Regions from separate parts of the Homo sapiens genome. Here region 2 is linked to region 1. The links are chromatin loops, found by intact Hi-C in ENCODE. Cell type or tissue: Caco-2. All regions are shown on one strand. Links, peaks and the distances in the headings refer to the core of each region. The heading gives the core; the rest is flanking DNA.

Region 1 (8,420 bases), core at 1,711-6,710:
ATTTTTTCCTGCTGGGAAAATGATCCAAACACTGTATATGGTAGTGCCAAAGAAGTCTGGTAGGCTTTCAAGGATAGCAAAGTGAGAAAGTATGGTTTGGATCATATTCCCAAACCACTGTCTGATATATCTGGATCTATCATTATGTACTAGAGAAATGCTGGAAATCTGTGCCACAAATTCCAGATGAATGCAATTGCTCTATTCACCAGTTTTGGTGAACACAGAAGAGTAATGTCAAATGCCAAGCAAAAGCCCTGGTTTTAAACTGACCAGCAAAAGCTCAAGCCAGACAAGGAAACAAGCTGTTTTTTCATGGAGCCTGTTAGCTCATTCAATTTGGTCAATTCAACTTGGCTTCAAAAAGACAAATTGCCAATCAAGTGTTAACAAACTCTGTGAGTCAAATGCAAAGATATTTGTTAACTGTAAATGTTAACAGAATTCCTTACATAAAATACAGGCTTTTATAAATGTTATCTGCCCATAACTGGCTAATCAGACATGACAAACTAGCCTTTCACTAGTTTGTTTGCTTAATAGACTTTGTGCTTCAACTTTCTTAACTGATTCAGAAGAATGGCAATGAATTTATATCCCAGTGAATTTATGGAACTGGCTCACGTACTTAACTAGCATAAAGAGAATATGACCTCATGAAAATAAGACATGCTGTTGTCATCAGTAAAACAAGTTTACTGGAGCAGTTTTCAGGGCTACCATACATAAAAACGGGTACCATGGGTGGAGTGACTACAGGAAGCTTTTTCAAAGAAGAACTATGCTTTAAATGATTCTTTGAATTAAAAAGAGGAAAGAGGGATTTCTTGATGCTTGGATTCTCCCCGTTGGTGGAATCTGTCTGCAATATAAGATACAAATAAACTAATTGCAAAAAAAAAAAAAAGTGCTCTTATTGAAACTACTAGCCCTTGGAAGCCCTCAAATTGCTAAATATTAACAGTCACTGAAAGAATCTCGGTGCTGTGCATCTAGAGCTTCTGTGCCAATTCTCACCTGGATGTGAAGATGTCAATAATGCAAATTCAAGACAAGCACAAACTTCTTCTAAGTATATAATGTGAGATCATGATCAATACCTCTAGTAGGAATGCCAAGAGACCTAGACACACCTACTCACATTAAGCTTATAAAACGTTAAATAATTTTTACTTACTATCAGAAATATGGTTATAAAGAACTGTGTTAAAGAGCTACTGATAAACTTCAATCTTCTCCTAATTGCTAGAGAGGACTTCAGCAAGTAAAAAATCTACCATGTAATTTGCCTATTAGGAGAAAAAAAATCCCAACATACTGGAAACCCTTTCGAATTTGGTCAACTTTTAAGCCTGAAAACATCACTAGGAAGAGGTATTGATCACTGTGGTGGGATACTAATGTTGAGTAAGAGGCCTTGTTCTGTACTGCTAGAAATATTTACCCAATGGAAAACATCTAGCACAATTCAGATACTGGTTTTCAAAGAGAAGAAACAGAAATTTCAATATTTAAATGGAAGCATCATCACAAGTTGAGATACTAACTAACTAGGATACAATTACCAAGTTGGCAAAGTCACCATATGCTCTGAGGACTTATGTAACTCTGGATATGTAACCAAAGCCAGATTTCCCAAGGCAGCTTCCAGATTTGCTTGAGTCGAAGCAGGCACCTTTACAATACAGAATTATTTTTTTTTGTCACCACTTTTCCCTGTTTTGGATATCTCAATTGTCAGAGAACTAGAATGTCTATGAAGGTATTCAAGTATTTAGGTAATCTTTTAAGGGTATATGTAAAAAGGGATTTGAGTAAAACATCCCACAAATTTTCTTGTTCCAATGACAGGAACCTCGAGGAAGAGTTTAACTTGCATCGCTGAAGAGGCCAGAGGAGAGCTCCTAGAGGCTCCCCACAGAGGCGGGTCCATGGTATGAATTGAGCCTGGACTTGGTATTTAGGAGAACGCAGTTCTGGTTCTCCCAGTTGATTATGTGATTTTTGGGCTTTGAAGCAAGCCCACAACTTGCTTGGGCTCAGTTCCTATACCAGTGAATAAAAAAATTCAACTAGATTTAGGATCCACCTCAGCTTTAACATGTCATGCGTCTCTATGTACACTGGGCATCAGATTTTCATTCTTTTGGAATCTTATGCAAAGGCCACAATGCCTTAAATCTTTTGAAGCTTATTCTATGTAGTTTCTTTTTGCTGAGTTCTAGAAAGTGAAAAACTATTAACAGTTTAAATGCTCATTCAAAGTAGGCAGAGTTAACCCAATGTCAGGCGTAGGACTCTGAGGTTTGGAAGGCTGTACTGAGCGCTCTTTGGAAATCCCAAAGCCCTTAAATTTTATGTTTCATTTAATTAAAAGATGCAGAGATACAAACAACTTTTGGGTTGGTAAAGCTTAAGGCATTATGGCCTATGCAGAGATATTCTACAGTTACTTTAATATCAAAAAGGAAACTTATGAAAACCTAATAAAAAGTTTAAGTCGAGAGGATGTTAGAGAATGGTTATTTTCCTTTTTACTCTAATCTATATTACTAAAATATCTAAAATTTAACTAAATTCTGAATAATAAAGTCAGCCAACATGTATACTCTACTTGTGCCACAGTGAGCCAGGGACTTTAGGTTTAATGTTGCTCTACAGTAAACATCAAAATCTAAATCTATATACAAAAACACCTTCAATTCCTTAATCTTTCCTACTTTCTACCACTTAATCACCCCACAATGCCAGGAGACCTGTGGTTTAGAACAAAAACCACAAAATAAAAATAACAGTGGTCAGGAGGTAGCCAAAGTTTAACGCTCATGATAGAGAAACATGTTCTACAGACAATGATAAAAGTTTTATTAACACTTTAAACATTTTAAGTATTCCTATGTTAAATCAGGTCTATTTGTTCACCCAGTTTAAGTAACAATTATAGTAGTATCTGACTGAGTGGCATTTTGATTTGACACTTTAAAAGTAAGCTTCAGTTAAAAATATGGGCAGTTTTTTTAATGACTACTTCAGAAATATTATGCAGCCATTAGGATTGAAGATAATAAAGTATTTGTAGTAACATACATATTCTGTGCATGTAGATATAGATAGATAAACTGTTAAAAGCCAGAATACAAAATCGTACTAAAAGGATTGCTCTAATTTAAAACTTAAAAAACAAACAAACAAAAAAAAACCCCACCTTCTTGCCACAAACATATGCATAGGCTAAACAGCTGGAGGAAAATATACCAAAATCCTAATACTAGTTGTGGTAGGGTATTAAGATTTAAAACGATCTTTTTCTTTTTCTCAAATTTTCTATAATGAACTCATATTTATTTTATAAGGAAATACATAAATTTAACAAGCAAGCAAGTGAAAGAATGATCTAGAAAGATTATCTAGGAAGGTATTTGTTAACATTTCTAGAACATCTGTGAGATAAAAATGCTTACTTCAGGTTATTTATACACATTGCTATGAACATCTACCTAATCTACTTCCCATTGAGTCATAATTCTATAATTTTCATAATAGAAAGGGCCTCAGAAACACTGGGTCTAATCTACTAAACTTATAGATGAAATCAGTGAAGTCCATCTGAACAGGCCATTTTGATTGTGTCTTTTTCCTCTTCAAATAAATAAGAATAAATTACGTATGAAGTAAAACTAGAACCAAAACCATTCAAAATGGCTAACTAGGCCAGGCACAGTGGCTCATGCCTAGCACTTTGGGAGGCCTAAGTGGGCAGATTGCTTGAGCTCAGGAGTTCGAGACCAGCCTGGGCAACATGGTGAAACCCTGTCTCTACAAGAAATACAAAAAATTAGCTGGGTGTGATGGCGTGCACCCAGTTATTTGGGAGGCTGAGGTGGGAGATCACTTGAGCCCAGGAGGTAGAGGTTGCAGGGAGCTGAGATCATGCCACTGCACTCCAGCCTGGGCAACAGGGTGAGACCCTGTCTCTAAAATAAATAAATAAATAAAAACGGCTAACTCTACCTTGTTTAGCCTTGAAGTTGTCATAAAGAAAAGGGGGATGCAGCCTCATCTAGGGGAAGAACTACTCCTGCTGCTGTCCTACAGGCCGGGTTTCCCCAAGGTTCTCATGTCACTAAACCAGCAGGATCCTTGCTTGGGTGGTTCAGTGAAGTGATGTGAACGGTCCCATGGAGCCAGCTCTTTGTTCAGGCAAAGGGCTCCCAGGAGATAAGGTGCATTCCAACCCACAGCGCGATCAAAAGGCAAACATATTTTCCTTCTAACGCAAGCCCTAAAATCCCAGATACGATCTTTGTGACTATATAACTCAGAAACACACCTGGCAACGTAGGAATTCTGTAACCAGCCAGGAGAGAATAAGGAATGATGGTTATTTACAAATTTCAACATTTAAAAGTAAACCAAAACCCATTTCCTAAGTTTATGCATATCTTTAAATCCCCAGAGAGAAACAAATCCTGTGTCTTCAAAGTTTTTACATTAATATAAGCCCACATAGATAAGAAGTATATTGAGAAAGGCTTAAAGTGTTCTCTGTCATCCAAATTAAATTTCTTCTATTCCTGGAGATTCTGTTGAATGTAGAAAAGGCTCTGTTGAGAGGATAGTTGTAAAGAATTTCAGAAAGAGACATAATACAGTGCAAAAATGTCAAGTCTCAATAAGAAAACAATCAACTTTGATTGCCAAGTGCAAAGTGTAAAGTATCCATTGAATAATGCAGAAACATGTTATTATATATAGAAACTGGTCATCTACTTACTGTTTGAGATTTCTTCTTTTTCTTTTTCATTGACCTGAAAAATCCTTGCTTCTCTTTTTCCTTGAGTTGCTCTGAATGACTAATATTTTCAGGACTTTTCCTAAATGAGAAGACATTTTTATCATATTGATTTTTCAATCATTTTCTTGCCATTGTGTGACAAATATAATAAGGACTGAAAATGCATGACACTAGGTTCCTATAGCCGGGAAGAATCAAACACTTGGGTAAAGAGCCTCTAAAAAAGCACAGGAGGAACTAAATTTAATCAACCATGGTTAGTGATTATCCTCTGGCACAGGCTCACTCAAAAGAGCAATTTGAGCATTATATGACCTGTAACTGTTGCTGCAAGACTATTTCCATGCTGTTGAAGACCTCAGAGTTTGAGATTATGAAAAGTACACAGCTTAAAGGATGGCTTTTCTGTAACTCTACAAGGGAAAGAGCAAAACATTTTCAACACCTACCTTCATTTTTCTATTTACCTTTTAAAAACCAGCTCGACAAGTTTATTATTAGCGACTTGTCAAGATACTGAACATAAAGATCAATACAGCTATAAAAACATCTTGAATGAAAGTAAAAATTTGCCAGAAACTGGAAATATCCTACTTATTAAACCTTTTATGTATTTATTAAAACTAAATAAAAATAGTTAAGAAAAAAATGTAGGGACAGGTGCAGTGGCTCACACCTGTAATCCTAGCACTTTGGGAGGCTGGGACAGGATCGCTTGAGGTCAGGAGTTTTAGACCAGTGTGGGCAACACGGCAAGACCCTGTTTCTTTAAAAAAAAAAAAAAAAAAGCTTTCACGGGGCGGGGGGAAAAGCTTCTAACTGAAAATACTGACATTAAGCTTGATACCACTGACACCACCAGGTATTCTGAACTCAGAATGATACATTTATAATTTTGAAAGCCAGAAAACTTCAGACATGATGAAATGGGTAAGTGTTGAAAACTTAAGAGTCTTTATTTTTATTTATTTATTTTTGAGACAGTGTCTTGCTCTGTTGCCCAGGCTGGAGTAAAATGGTGCGATTTTGGCTCACTGCAACCTCCACCTACCGGGTTCAAGTGATTCTCCTGCCTCAGCCTCCCAAGTAGCTGAAATTATAGGCATGCACCACCAGGCCTGGATAATTTTTTTACTTTCAGTAGAGACAGGGTTTTACCATGTTACCCAGGCTGGTCTCGAACTCCTGACCTCAAGTGATCTGCCCACCTCAGCCTCCCAAAGTGCTGGAATTACAGGTGTGAGCCACCGCGGCCAGCCAAAAGAGTCTTTAAATGTAGTGTTGTATTGTTGCGAAAAACATTCTAAACCCAATGACAGACTGGGCCTAGGCCCTGGGAATTTGGTAAAAGTTTCTTGTGACAAGTTCTTTTGCAATTAAGGAGATGAAACCCTCTTGCATGGGGCTTAAAGACAGACTGTCGTAAGCTAAACTCCAAGACACAGCATTCAGTCACTTGCCATTGGTAAGGAACACTGCAGAAGAGTGGGGTTTTCTGGAATCACAAAAGCATGACTCTGGATGGAAAGGAGCCTCAGAGAGCATCTAGTAGAAATGGCAATACTATTTTTAACGTTCTGTAACTTCTAGAGGTTAAAGAATTATACGTTTATGAAAAAGCTATGTCGTTCCACAATACTATCTGCAAAAACACAACCTAGAAGCACAACAGAATATTCAGATTAATGGGTAGAAGTTTTTACCAAGCAGAATGAAAGTCTCACAAAATACCACAGGTGTGTTGAGGGTAAAAGTGCTTTCTGCCAATCCAGCAAATCTTTAAGGAAGACATATTCATCATGACTGCCATCTCAGAATGTGAATGGGCATTACTGTAAGAATGTTAATGCTGGCACAAGAGGAAATGAAGGCTTGAGACACCAGTCCTAGGAGGAAGTAGGATCTTGCATGGTAAGAGGAGAATCTATGCAGGATGAAACGGTGAATAAGATGAAAGTGAGAAGGGGAGGGTAATAAAAGGAAAGCTCAATGTTTGCAGTTTGCATGTTGCATCGTTGGGTCCCCAGGACACAGGGAAGATGGGCCAAAGACCCTCTACAGGGGCTTTTCAAGAGGCACTGGATAAACCACAGCCCAGGTGGGGATAGAGGAATGATTGGGACATTTTCAAAGATCCAGGCAGAGAAAGATCCCAGAGGCCAAATGAAAAAAAGAAATAAATTACCCTTGAACTGGTGGGTGAAAACTAGGAGCGAAGCGTGTGTTTGCATCACCAAAGACAGAAAGAAGGATGTCAGAGAGGAAAAACAAAACAAGCGAGAAGCTATGCAGAAACATACATACCCAAAGAATTAACACAGAAAGGGAAGGGAGAAAAGGCTGACAGAGTGACTCAGAGACAGATGGAAAGAGGCTGGCTGGAACAAAGGCACTTGAAAAGCTGTGTTGTATAAAGGAATGCAGAATGAGTTATACATTGACAGCTGGAACTGAGCCATATGGGTAAGGGTGTGGTTGGTCATTTCCCTCATTTGCGCATTCTGGCCCCTGTGATTCCACCTGGAAGACAGCAGCTTCGTGCTGAGTGGGGTAAAGAGGAGCAGCACAAAAGAAGGGTAAATAGGGGGTTCACATCAATCTCAGAGACAGAAGCTTTGAGAAGGACTATTCATCCAGTCACCTGGCACCTTCTCCAGAGCAGCAGTTGGGACCAAAACAGTACGGGAGGAGGGCAATGAGACAAGTGGTAAGCAGGCACACAGGCATGGGACTCTAACGTTATCTAACATGACAGCTATTTCCATAAGGGTCCAAGAGGAGACACAATTCCAAAGATTCACCTAAAGAAAGGAAGGAATTAAAATCCAATGAATCACTCAACCAACATTCAGCAAGTACTTTATACATGTCAGGCCCTGTGTTAGGTGTTGAAGAAACAGAGAAAAATAAAAGAACGAATCTGATCTCACTCAAGCTGCTCACAGACTCTTGTTGGGGGTAGGGGACAGGTTTGACAGCTAGGGAATGGGGCGGGGGAGCATCATGGTCAGGCTTATGGGACTTCAGTATAATCCCTCTGAGAGCAGCATGGAAGGTGAGCTGAAGTGGTGAGGAGCATTACTCTGTGACACTTTCTCTGCCACCTGCCCCTCCCCTGGCGATGTGATAAGCGTGGTTAGCTAATGTGTGAGAAGAGAGAGTCAGTGAATAATTCTACGGGAGTAACTCTGAAAGTTATGATGACAAGCACTAATGGATATCAATATATTCATAACCTTACGAGAAAAAGAAGGCTGGAATTGTGCAAGTTACAGCAATTCTTCATTTAACTAGTGGGATTTCTTTCTTTTTTTTTTTTTTAGACGGAGTTTCGCTCTTGTTGCCCAGGCTCGAGTGCAATGGCGTAATGTCGGCTCACCGCAACCTCCACCTCCTGGGTTCAAATGATTCTCCTGCCTCAGCCTCCCGAGTAGCTGGGATTACCAGCATGCGCCACCATGCCCAGCTAATTTTGTATTTTTAGTAGAGACGGGGTTTTCCCATGTTGGTCAAGCTGGTCTCGAACTCCCAACCTCAGGTGATCTGCCCGCCTTGGCCTCCCTAAGTGCTGGGATTACAGGAGTGAGCCACCGTGCCTGGCCAACTAGTGGGATTTCTAAGTAAT
Region 2 (6,710 bases), core at 1,711-6,710, 100 kb before region 1:
AACTATCATATGTTAAGGGTCTATTACAAGACATTTGGTCCCCACAAGCATCATCATCTCCATGTTACACATAAGGAAATTTTGAGTTCAGAAAGGCGAGTCTCTTGCTCCAAGTCACTTATTTAGTATGAACTCAGGTCCTCTGGCTCTTTCCACTCCAGTCAGTTACTTCATTCCCTAACCTATGTGTACCTTTCCTTCCTTTGAATAATAATGGCCGCCATTTATTTATTTATTTATTTATTTATTTATTTATTTATTTATTTGAGTCAGAGTCTCGTCTGTAGCCCAGGCTGGAGTGCAGAGCCACGATCTCGGCTCACTGCAACCTCCGCCTCCTGGATTCAAGCAATTCTCTGCCTCAGCCTCCCCAGTAGCTGGGACTACAGGCGCCCACCACCACGCCCAGCTAATTTTTGTATTTTCTGTAGAGACAAGGTTTCACCATATTGGCCAGGCTGGTCTTGAACTCCTGACCTCATGATCCACCCGCCTCAGCCTCCCAAAATGCTGGGATTACAGGTGTGAGCCACTGCGCCTGGCCATTCACCATTTCTTGAATGCCTACTAAGTGGCTGGCACTAGCTGGACACCTGACATCTACTGCCACTTCTCCTCCCTGATGCGGAGAAAGAGGCAAGCTAGGCCCCCTCCCATCTCTGCCTAGCTTCCATCCCCACCCCACTCTCCAAGGGAGGAGCTGCTGTTTTGTATATAGCACACAATACGTTCACTGGGTTCCACTGGGAGGGGTGTAAACTGTGGCATAGGAAGTTTATAAACACCTATGGTCCCCTCTGTCTTCTACTTCCTCTTCTACTCCAAAGTCAGGAAACGGAACTGCCCCACCCCACCCCAGCTTGGGAAGCAGCCATCTCTGCCTATGCTCATACGCCTGTACCCGAGCACACATGCCACTTATTAAGCTATCAGGTCTCAACTCTAACCCCACCCTTCCCTAGTCAGCACAGTGGTGCTGAGGCTGGGACTTTGCAGACCCCATTTCAGCTTTGTCAGTTGCCCCCTGTGAGGCTCTGCCAATAGGGGTGGGAAAGGCAGACTGCAAGGCTGGAGGGAGGGACTAGGGACACACTCCTTCCTGTCTGCTTCCTGTTCCTGACAGTGTAACCTAGCAACTGCTCTTCACCCCAGGTAACAGTCGTCGGATCCAGTTTGCAGCTCATCCAGCACTTGCAAAGCCAGTCTCATGGCAGCCCCGGAGATACCAGCACCAGCTGAGTGCACCACTTCTCAGAGGTCTGGGCTTCAGTTCTGTGGGACCCTCCTTGCAAGTTTCTCAACCGGAATAATTCCACCCTTTTCCCTTTGTTCTCTCAACTCTAGGGTGGTAACTTCCCTGCAGTTGCTATAGTTCTTTACATTCAATTCTCTCTGTTCAAATCACTCTGTGGTTTCTGCCTCCTGACTAGACCCTGCCCGATGAGCTCATCTCAGAGGGGTGGGAAAAATAGGTCCTGCTAAGACCTCAAGCCTCCAACTTCCTGCAGGCTCCAACGCACGCCGTCATTAGAGCTCTACGTTGAGATTTGGGGTACTTGTGCAGCAGCTAATAAAGTGGACTTTGATCCACATCCTGCTGTTGTCCCTTGGGCATACATTTCCCAAGGAAACCTCTCCAGGAGAGGGAAGGAGCCCAGCAAGGTTGGGCATACCAATATCAGACCTCCAAAACCTCACCTAATTCCTAAGCCCCATCCACCACAGGACAGCACTAGCCAGCTGAGGACCCTCCCCTGGAGAAGAAACCTCCAAAATAGCAAAGGGTAGAATGCAGGCATGATAGACCCTACCCGAGGGGTTGCTGGCCCCCATAACCCCCCACCCTGCCCAGAGAGTTGAAGATCTGCGTCATCCAGTTCTAAACTTATTGGACAGCTTAGATCTACTTCTGGTCCTGCTGCTTCATCTGATAACAGGGCTTCTCTTCCCGGTCACATTGATTCCATGCAGAATAAATGAACGAACGAATGAATAAATAAATGCATGCTATTGAGGAGCATGTGTAGCAAGGGTCTTCTATTTTTGTTTCTAGACAGAAGCAACAGCATAGATTCAATAAGTTACCTGGCCAACTTTCTGTGGCCAGTAGGTGGTTTCTCTATTGCCAAGCTGGTTTTTTGTTTTGTTTTAATAGATTCTTTTCTCTGGTGGCAATCACTATCATGGTATCTTGCAAGAAATTAAATAGTCATGTACGGGGTTAGTGAGCAAGACAAATAATGAATTCAGAGTGATTGCTTTGTGCCAGGCATTGTGCCTCGTGCTTTATGTGGATCATCTACTTCAACGTGATTTGATTTCATCCTCCCCCTAACAATCCTCTCAAGTGTGACTGTCCCTATTTTACAGATAAGGAAACTGGGGCTCAGAAACAACATGTCTGGGGTCATGTCACTTGTCAGAGGGACAATGCAGAGTCAAATCCAGTTATCTGTAATTTCAGAACCTGGGCTCATCCTCATTTTGCTATATACATGGCATTTGGAATCAGCCATAAAAAATGAGACGGGGCCAGGCGCAATGGCTCAAGTCTTTAATCCTAGCACTTTGGGAGGCCAAGGCAAGTGGATTGCCTGAGCTCAGGAGTTTGAGACCAGCCTGGGCAACATGGCGAAACCCTGTCTCTACTAAAAATACAAAAAATTAGCCAGGCGTGGTGGTGCATGCCTGTAATCCCAGCTACTTGGGAGGCTGAGGCACAAGGCATGAGAATCACTTGAACCCGGGAGGCAGAGGTTGCAGTGAGCCAAGATCATGCCACTGCACTCCAGCCTGGGCAACAGAGCAAGACTCTGTCTCAAAAAAAAAAAAAATCAGATGGTATATAGAATAGCATCTCCTCCCACACCTTCTCCCGCTCACATTCCCTATCTCTTTACCTGTTCTACTGTTCTCTGTAGCACTCTTGAGCATCTGACATTGTCTACAGTTATATGTGTATGGGTTTATTGTCCATTTTCCCCTATTAGCTAGGAACTTCATTTTTTTCATTGCTGCATCCGCAGCACCTGGGGCAAGGCCTGGAAATGTATTATATATTTGTTGAATGAATGATTGAATGAATGAATGAACACCTTCTAGGGGTGTTGTAATAATACATAATACTGTATTAGTAATCTGTTGACATAGGTATTAGTAATATATTAATTGATTCATATAAAATGCTTAGCATATTGCCTGTCATATAGGAAGCACTCGATAAATGGGAGATACTTTTTTAAAAATTGTCTCTCTCCAGGCTAACAAATTCCAGTTAAGTCCCAAAGACTTCCTAATTATACATAATATTTCATTAGAAATTTCACAAATTATGACTGCACATGGTGGCTCACGCCTGTAACCCCAGCACTTTGGGAGGCCGAAGCAGGTGGATTACCTGAGATCAGGAGTTTGAGAGCAGCCTGGCCAACAAGGCAAAACCTCGTCTCTACTAAAAATAGAAAAATTAGCCGGGCATGGTGGTGGGCACCTGTAATCCCAGCTACTTGGGAGGCTGAGGCAGGACAATTGCTTGAACCTGGGAGACGGAGGTTGCCGTGAGCCGAGATCACACCACTGCACTCTAGCCTGGGCGACAGAGCGAGACTCCGTCACAAAAAAAAAAAAAATTCACAAATTACTGTGGACAAACAGGCTACCATCTCCGAACACAACAGCCTAGAGCAAGAAGAGCCCGGCCAACTGAGGTGCATGCAGTTAGAGCCTGCAGCTTTTGCTCAGACATCACCTTTGCGGGAGGCCTTTCCTGACCACCCCTTCTTACATGGTCTCCTCTCCCCTCATCGCCTATCTCCTTCCTTATTTTTTCTCCATAGCACTTATCACCATGTGATATTTACTTCTTTGTCATTGTCTGTGTCTTTCCACTAGAATGTAATCTCCATAAGAGCTGGGATTTTGATCTGTTGAGTTAGCTGCTGTATTTCCTGAGCCTGGAATAGTCTCTGGAACATAGCAGGAATAAATATTTGTTGAACAAATGAAATGACTGTTTAGTTAAGACTTTGTGTCTTACATTTCTCTTTGTGCTGGCTGGTAGAGTCTTTATGTTTGGTTTGGTTTTGGTTTTTAAATAGGAGTTTATTTGACAGATAGTTCTTCAAACAAGACATTTCATATTCAGAATGATAAGGTATTTAAAGGCTCTCTGCTTTTGAAATTCTTCTGGCAGAGGAATCCTGAGGAAGCAGCAGGATTAGCGAATATTTAATGTACCTTTAAGGGGCCTGGCCTCCAGGCAAGAAGAGACCCAGGCACAAGTGCGACACAGCTGATTAAAATGAATTCGAATGAACTGGAAAGAAAATGAATCCTCTAATAGCAAAAGGCTTTAAGCGAAGAGGAGAAGCATCTATAACCTCAGCTGTTCAAAGCATGATGAGAAGAGGATATGGCTGAACTCTGGCCTAGGACCACAGTCTTCATTACTGTTATTTTTGTTTACAGATTTTCTATATCTGCCATCTGCCAGAATGTGCGGCTGTCCCAGTGAGACTTCTGACTTCACTGGAAAAACAGCTCAAAGCACATGCCCAGTGAACATGAGACAGACACAAAGCCTGCTTGTTGGGCAGCAAGCAAGGCAGACACCTTATGAGGCTCGCTCAGCCACAAACTCTGGCAGCCCTGCAGAGCAAGGCCACAACACAGAGGCCTTGTCCCTGGGAGACACTTTTCTGAAAGAAGAGAGTAAAGTGTGAAGTCCAGTCTCCAAACAATGTCAGGCATTTGAAACACAACTATCACTTTCCCTAAGGGACAAAAGAGATCATAATTGTGTCATTCTCAGGAACCTCTGGCCTTCCAGTGAGACAAGAGCGAGAATAACAGGTCATTTCTACAACATTCTATGTACTTACTCTCGTACCCACCAACCCCATCCACATGGGGTAATAAAAATAAGTTCTGACTTTGTCATTGAGATACTTCCATTTGGGCCCTGACTTACCCAGTTGCCAGCTAAGTAACCTCAGGCAAATCAACGAAACTCCGAGGTCCTCAGTTTCTCATGTAAACAATGAGAACTTTGGACTGTGTGATCTCTAAGATTCTTTCCAGTTACCAAATACTCTAACTCATCCATCTACTTGTTTTTAGTGCCATTGCTGCAGCCCACCTATCACTGTACATAGAAAAGCTGAAAATAACCATCCAAGGGCACGATATGATGTGCAAAACTGAACACTCAAACCAGAAACTTCTGGACAAAGGAGACAAATTCTAAAGGCTATTTGAAAATAAATCAATCAATCGGAATCATCCCTGTAGAAAAATACAAGTTACTAATATCTCTGGCTTTTCCATCAAGGAATTGTAGCCAAAGTTTGCTAGCAATTGGTTTGGGAACACTAAACATTTCACACATTAGTTTTTTTAACTGCCTAAAATATGACTAAGGTGTATGATCTGTTAACTGGTTCAAGTGACAGCCAACAAAAGATGGAGGGAAGATGGATGGGGAAGAAAGGGAAGACAAGAGAGGGCTGGCTCAGACTTCACCACCACGCAGTATATCCATGTAATAAAAATGCACCTGTATTCCCAAAATCTATATAAAACTGGAGGCTGGGAGATAGAGACACATGTGAAGTATCTAAGGCTCAGAGGTTTCAAAGAAGACCAAGCAATCAGAGAATAGGATGATAATCATGAAGATTCCAGAGGTGGGGCTTTTCCAGGTGACCATGGGGGCCAGTAAATGGGAGTGAGCAGCTGAAGTTGAGGAGATGAGGGGGTTTCTGGGGCTCAGGAGATCAAGGAACTCAGACACCAAAGCATTTGGGGCTTATTCACATGTACAGTGAAGATACCCAGTATGAGGCTCAGAGTGGGTGGAGAGTCTTCAATGAATGAAGTTGGTAGATGGCAAAAACAAGAAAGGGCTAAAAAATGGTACTACCAAAGGACATAAGCCTAGGTTGCCACCACTACAAACTTGGTAAACTTATCTCAGGATGTACAGGATTAGGGTTTTTTCTTTTGAAAGAAATTTTTGTTTTTTTTTTGAGACGGAGTCTCACTCTGTCACCCAGGATGGAGTGCAGTGGCGCGATCTTGGCTCACTGCAACCTCCGCCTCCCAGGTTCAAGCAATTCTCCTGTTTCAGCTTCCCGAGTAGCTGAGACTACAGGCACACGCCACCATGCCCAGCTAATTTTTGTATTTTTAGTAGAGACGGGGTTTCATCACGTTGGCCAGGCTGGTCTTGAACTCCTGCCCTCAGGTGATCTGCCCGCCTCAGCTTCCCAAAGTGCTGGGATCACAGGCATGAGCCACTGCGCCCGGCTGAAATATTTTCAAATGTATGAAAAAGTAAAGATAGTATAATTGTTAATAACTAGTCTCTCTCTCTCTCTCTCTCCATATACCATCGTCATTTCTTCAGTCTCCTTTATTCTGGAACAACTCCTCTGCCTTTCTCTTCAATGACACTGAAATTTTCAAACAGTACAGGCCAGTTGATTGTAAAACATCCCTCAATCTGGATCTGTCTGCTCTTTTCCTCGTGATGAGATTCAGGTTGTGTATTTTGGCAGGATAAGTGGTATGTCTTTCTCAGTGCATTAGGACATCAGAAGGCATGTGGTGCTCATCTGTCTCATTATCACTGAGCGAACTTGGATCACTTGGGTAAGGTGGTGTCCATGTGAACTTCTCTACTGTAGAAGTGTTTGCCTCTTTACAATTAA

What was found. A loop is a pair of places that touch in the nucleus more often than their neighbours do. Peaks named below come from ENCODE experiments on the same cell type or tissue, not always from the same donor. Only the 100,000 strongest peaks of a DNase experiment are listed, where the experiment ranks them.
Region 2: it touches region 1 in a loop (9-fold over the local background); 2 of 110 quality-filtered maps call a loop at or near these places.

Annotation. Positions count from the first base shown.
Region 1 is chrX:18,616,321-18,624,740 of GRCh38, reverse strand. It overlaps CDKL5 (cyclin dependent kinase like 5), which reads right to left. Exons shown (of 18, transcript NM_001323289.2): 16 at 4,775-4,874. Among named protein-coding and RNA genes, the nearest start is that of RS1, 52 kb to the left of the region's middle. In Caco-2, for the core only: no CTCF peak of the experiment used is centred there; a DNase peak (open chromatin) is centred at 4,190; H3K4me3 peaks cover 179 bases.
Region 2 is chrX:18,719,908-18,726,617 of GRCh38, reverse strand. All of the region lies in intron 1 of PPEF1 (protein phosphatase with EF-hand domain 1), which reads right to left. Among named protein-coding and RNA genes, the nearest start is that of PPEF1, 16 kb to the right of the region's middle. In Caco-2, for the core only: no CTCF peak of the experiment used is centred there; a DNase peak (open chromatin) is centred at 3,757.